Linked DNA regions of Homo sapiens: region 1 is linked to region 2. A link is an interaction called in ENCODE POLR2A ChIA-PET data of the cell type or tissue named here. Cell type or tissue: IMR-90. All regions are shown on one strand. Each heading gives the region's core, and the rest is flanking DNA. Links, peaks and the distances in the headings are about the cores only.

Region 1 (2,921 bases), core at 89-2,588, 270 kb after region 2:
TTAATCATGACCTGACATGTTAAGAGATTGCCTGGAAATAAAGGCTAAAACTGAGATGAGTCACCTAAAATTTCAATTTTTGGGCACAATGGAAAACACTTAGGTTTTCTTAAGCAGACTCCTGGGCAGGTTTCCCTTCTGGCCAAGTTTAAAACTCTGCTTAAAAAAATGGTTCTTCTTTGAGAAAGTTGGCATCACTGCTGTGAATAGGGTGAACCCTTCAAAGGAAAGCCCCAGTGGTTTCTAGATTGTCAGGAGCCTGTACCAGGTAGAGGTGTCTGTTTACTGTGGATGCAATAAGTCAGGTGGATATCGGGGCCTTGGTGGGACTGGATTAACGTTCAGGTTTTATTGCACTGTGATTACAGTGAAAATAGGGCATCTTTACTCTTAAAAAAAAAAAAGTGAGAGAACAATTTTTCCCTCCAAAACCTCTTTTTGACTTGAGTTTGTGCTCTGTAATTAGAAAACCTGCAATTGTGAGCAGGTTTTTTTCTTTTGTCCCTATAATCTTTTTATCATTTCCTCACTGGGACATAGGTGGACAACAAACTCTGTGTCCTCATCTTTGAGATAAGGAGGTATAAATGTAAGTGCTGTCCGATACACAGATGACTTAGTCAAGTCCTGACCTAATGGCTTTTTAGTTTCAGGGCCATTTCTTGCATTAGCAAGTATTTCAACAGGGGCTGGAGAGCAAAGAGGCACAGAAACAGCTGAGCAGCTCTTAGAAACCATGCTTTCAAAAAAGCTTTGACATAGAGATTTTGTTTTTGCTGTGATTAGGTCCTGAGCTGGGGAACGGCAGTGTCATGAGGTTATTTAAAAATTAATTTTAAATAATTGTATTTATTGTCTGCTCCAGAGTTTGTTTTGTTTTGCCTGGAGGAGGGTAGAAGGGCCAGCTACAAATGAGAGGGTGGTGACGAAGGCATCGTGGTTTTAGCACCCTGTCCTGCCTCAACATTAACCGGCCCTGTGTGTCACCTGCACAGCTATCTTTCCATGAGTCCTCCTAACTGAGTCACCCACCTGGATTCTACAGTGATGAGTTGCAAAATCGAGTTGCAGGAATGCACTGGTTCTTTCCCATAGTTTGCATTTAAACTGTGTGAAACATCAATGTGTGCCCTTCAGACTGGCTGCACAGGCAGGGTTCTGAGATATGATATGGTTGCCAGTGGACAGATTTTCAACTTTGTCCATGTTGTTAACAAGTGGGGATCTCATTAGTTTTATGGGTTAAAAATACATTAGTTGAAGTGTTAGGCAGAGTACGTGAATGACCAGTTGGACCGTAGCAAAAAGTGCAGCGCAGGGTGATGGCTTGATTGACACCAGGTGTAGATGGAGAAGGCACACAGATGTGATGGGGTGCGTCGTTACCTAATTGTTTTAATGTTCACCGAGAAGTTAATTGTCAGTGTGGAGTGTGCTAGTAAATTAGGTTCCTACTGCCTTAGTGTAACTGAGGATAAATGAGGTGTCACGAGTTTCCAATCTGTACCTCTGACACAAACACTTTTCCTGCGGGGAGGAGAAAGTTCCCAAGGGGAATCAGCATGGCAGCTAAAGAAATCCATTTGAATAATGTGCTTTATTTTTGCATTAGGGAAACCTGTCTTGCTTTTGCTGTATGCATGAATGGGTTTTCCTTTCCATTTTGCTGCTGGTGGTTTCAGGGTTCGAACTTGTTGGCAGAGAAGTTGCTTGGAGGTCTTAGGATTCATGAAGGCCTCTGTAACTAGTGTTTGATAGCATTGACAGGGCAGCATTTTATTAAAGTTGCTTTTTTTTTTTTTTTTTTTTTTAGTAGTTTCTGAGGTTACTTTCCAGAACATGTTAGTAGATGTGAACAACCATTACTGTTAAATTGCTAAAGAAAAGTCAAATTCTTGGAACAAGACTATAAAGACTGGTTGTTATCCTTATTGAAGTGGCTGGGTCTTTGCTACCTTGGTCTTGAATAGGTGTTTGGAGCATGAAATAGACACATCACTTGTGTTGAATGGTCAGGATAAAGTAATACAGAGTCCCAATCTTAACATTTTCTTTTGACGCCACTGGGTGCTCTCTGAGGTTCAGTCAACCCACCTACTTACATTGTAAGTTCTTACATGAAGGTATGTGGTTTCATAATTGTGTTGGAATGTTTAGTTTTGTTTTATTTTAAAAGAATATATTGGCCTCTCGCATCCAGGAAATTCAAACACTTCGCCAATTATCTGGTTACCTTCAGGCCATTGAGCTACCACAGGGAAAGATCCTGCTGTGTGTTTAATAAAACATGGTTCCCAGAGTTAGGAAATTGTGCTCAGAATTTGTCTCAGAATGCACACAGGCTGTAATATCAGAAGATCTGCCATTCCTCTTTTCTTCTGACCAGCTCTTTTGCTGTCATAGCCATTCTGTTCTGTCATCCTATTAGTGCAAGTTAGATGTAACCCTTAGGAAGCATATATTAATAAATAGCAATTTGCTTGTTGCCAGTGAAGATGCCCTCTTGAGATCTGGTGTTCTCACAGAATTCCAGATTTTCGTGAGAGAGAGAGTCCAGTCCCTTCTTATGGAGTATATGGTTTCTGTGTTCTTGCACCTCATCTAATCATCTCAAGTACTTTCTATATAAAAGTTATGCCAGTTCTGCCCATTTTTGGACCCTCTTTATGTTTCTGATACTGAGCATTCTAGGAGGATCTTTTCTTTTAGACTTCTCAGATATGCTTCTCCCTTTATGTACAGGGTACTTGACCCTGTACCCACAAGTGTATGCCATATGTAGGTGTAGAAAATTATTTGGTTTTAGAATTTCAGTTTGTTTTGAACAGTGTGTTTTCAGCTGATTTGCCCAGGTTTGTAATGTCCTCCGTGGGCTGTATTACTCCTATTTTGAGTTTCTGTAGGAGATGTAAATAAGGTGA
Region 2 (2,921 bases), core at 201-2,700:
TTAAAAAATCATTCAGCCAGGCACGATGGCTCACACCTGTAATCCCAGCACTTTGAGAGTCCAAGGTGGCTTCTGCCTCCTGCCATAAAACCAGTGAGTGTCATGGTGCAGGCAAACCCTGCAGGCTGCTGAGCTGAGAGGAGGCCAGATCCCCAGAGAGCTATGCAGCAGGCACTGGGATACCCCACCCCACCTGGTCCTGCCCCCACACGGAACTCCCGTGATTAGTAGTCCATATGGATCATGTAGACCCATCCAACACACTCCTGGCCTGTGGCTCGGTGACACCCTGCACATGTATTTAACCTCCCCCTTCCTTATATCAGATGTTAAGTGATCAGGTCTGTGGCCCTGTCTCATTAAAGGCTTGTGATTAACTGTGAAAAGAAGGAAGAAAAAGGAAAGGAGAGGAGAGGAGAGGAGAGGGGAGCAGAGGGGAGGGGAGGGGAGGAGAGGAGAGGAGAAGAGAGGAGAGGAGAGGAGAGGAAGAACGGAGGAAGGGAGAAAGGGAGGGAGGGAGGGAGGGAAGCAGGGAAGGAGGGAGGGAGTAAGGAAGAAAGGAAGGAAGGAAGGAAATACAAAGGCTTTGTGTAGACAGTGCCACCAGCTCAGCTTATATAACAAAGCAGCTCACGTCCCAAAGTTCATCACACTTTTCCTCATCATATGATTAAATTTCATAGTGTCCTGGAGATTAGAGAGACAAGCACTCTGTTTTACTGTGAAACCTAATTCCAGACAGATTCAGTGATAGTCAATGGCAGAATCATTGCCAATATTCACAAAATGATACTCATTTCTGGCCACCAAACTAACTTCACTTCCACATCACAGATGTGTCTGCTCTAACCCAAGTGTGTGTGTGTGTGTGTGTGTGTGTGTGTGTGTGTGTGTATCTTTAATATTTGGAGCCCATCAAAATATCCCAAAGATGTCAGCTGACAAATTTAGTACATCTTTTACCCGACATTAGGTACTTATATTTTCAAAGAGGATTTTTTAAAGACCAAAGAGTCTTTCAAGGCCTGAATAATGATTTTGTAATGGCAAAACTTGAAACATCATGAGCAATAAAATAACTTAATGGAACAAAGGAAGTAGGCTCTTCCGCAACTAACCCTGGCTATTAGTTTCCCAAACACTTAAGAAACAGTTTTTTTCAATCAAGTTAGTAATGGATAACCAGCTGTCCATCCACCATATTCATTTCTCACCATTTTCACACAAATTGCATATCATAGCAAGCTATCCAATGGACTTGGTTAACTAAGTTCTTTTTTTTTTCTTTTTTTTTGAGACAGGGTCTTGCTCTGTCACCCAGGCTGGAGTACAGTGGTGAAATCATAGCTCACTGCAGCCTCAAACTCCCTGGCTCAAGTGGTCTTCCTGCCTCAGCCTCACAAGTAGCTGTAACTACAGGCACGTGCCACTACACCCAGCTAATTTTTGTTGTTGATTTTTTTTTTTTTTTTTTTTTTGTAGAGACAGGTTTCGCTATGTTGCCCAGGCTGGTTTTGAACTCCACAGCTCAAGCAATCCACCTGCTTCAGCCTCCCAAACTGCTGAGATTACAGGCATGATCCATAGTGCCCAGCCAACTTAGTTTCTTTGTAAGTGTGTTTACATAAAACCTCACCCTCAAGAATCTGAAATAGAACAGGCAGCACACATTTCTTTGTTCCCCAACTCTACTTACTGTATAGTATGAAATGCTGGGAACTCTAAGAAATGTAAGCTATGGTTCCTGTCCTAAAGAAACTGGCGTAGTCAACACAAAAATAAACAATAGAGCAAATTATCATTTGGCCAATGTAATTCCCACAAAAATGTAATAATACACATACCAAAACCACTCCACTTTTCACTGGTTTCCCTCTGCATTTAGGATAAAGACAAAGCTTCCTAAAAGGGCCTGTGAGAATCTGTGTGCTCTGGGAAACAGCCTTTCTTCTGGACATAGATCCACTTGCTCTCTCTGCTCCAGATACCCTGTCTTTCGGTTCCCTGTCTGAGTATGCTCCCTTCTATCTCAGGGCCTTTGAGCAGACTCTTTCCTGGGCCTGGAAGGCTCTGCACTCCCCTTTTCCCTAGACCATTTCTTTTCATCAGCAGCACTCACCCCACACTCCATATACTTCCACTGTACCCACTGGGTATCTTTCTTGGCACTTTTCACTACAGCAAATCTTTCATTCATTATATAATTATTTTATATTTGTTTCTCTTCAGTCTGAAGATAACCCAAGAAAAGAAAAAGAAAAAAATTTTTAAGTAAAAGATATGCATCTCTCCACTTTTATGCTTAGCATATAAATAAATGGACCCATGAATGAATAGTTATGTAAATAAATTAATCCATACATAACGTTTTCATGTTTCTTTCTTTTTTTTTTTTTTTTTTTTTGAGATGGAGTCTCGCTCTGTCGCCCAGGTTGGAGTGCAGTGGTGGGATCTTGGCTCACTGCAAGCTCCGCCTCCCAGGTTCATGTCATTCTCCTGCCTCAGCCTCCCAAGTAGCTGGGACTACAGGCACCCGCCACCACACCCGGCTAATTTTCTGTATTTTTTAGTAGAGACGGGGTTTCACCGTGTTAGCCAGGATGGTCTCGATCTCCTGACCTCGTGATCCACCTGCCTCGGCCTCCCAAAGTGCTGAGACTACAGGCATAAGCCACCGCACCTGGCCCATTTTTATTTCAATAGCTTTTATTTCAATAGGGGTACAGGTGGTTTTTAGTTACATGGATAAGTTCTTTAGTGGTGATTTCTAAGATTTTGGTGCACCCATTCCCAAAGTAGTGTACACAGTACCCAATATATAGTCTTATCCCTCACCCTTTTCCAACCCTTCCCCGCTGAGTCCCCAAAGTCCATTATATCATTCTGATACCTTTGCATCCTCATAGCTTAGCTCCCACTTA

What was found. ChIA-PET counts read pairs that join two places held together with the same protein. Peaks named below come from ENCODE experiments on the same cell type or tissue, not always from the same donor. Only the 100,000 strongest peaks of a DNase experiment are listed, where the experiment ranks them.
Region 1: POLR2A ChIA-PET joins it to region 2 with 10 read pairs; 3 of 35 experiments call an interaction of 5 or more read pairs at or near these places.

The regions. Positions count from the first base shown.
Region 1 is chr9:81,624,802-81,627,722 of GRCh38, reverse strand. All of the region lies in intron 8 of TLE1 (TLE family member 1, transcriptional corepressor), which reads left to right. Among named protein-coding and RNA genes, the nearest start is that of TLE1, 63 kb to the left of the region's middle. In IMR-90, for the core only: no CTCF peak of the experiment used is centred there; a DNase peak (open chromatin) is centred at 1,032.
Region 2 is chr9:81,897,907-81,900,827 of GRCh38, reverse strand. All of the region lies in intron 5 of LOC105376105 (a long non-coding RNA gene), which reads left to right. Among named protein-coding and RNA genes, the nearest start is that of SPATA31D4, 29 kb to the left of the region's middle. In IMR-90, for the core only: no CTCF peak of the experiment used is centred there; a DNase peak (open chromatin) is centred at 1,717; H3K27ac peaks cover 210 bases.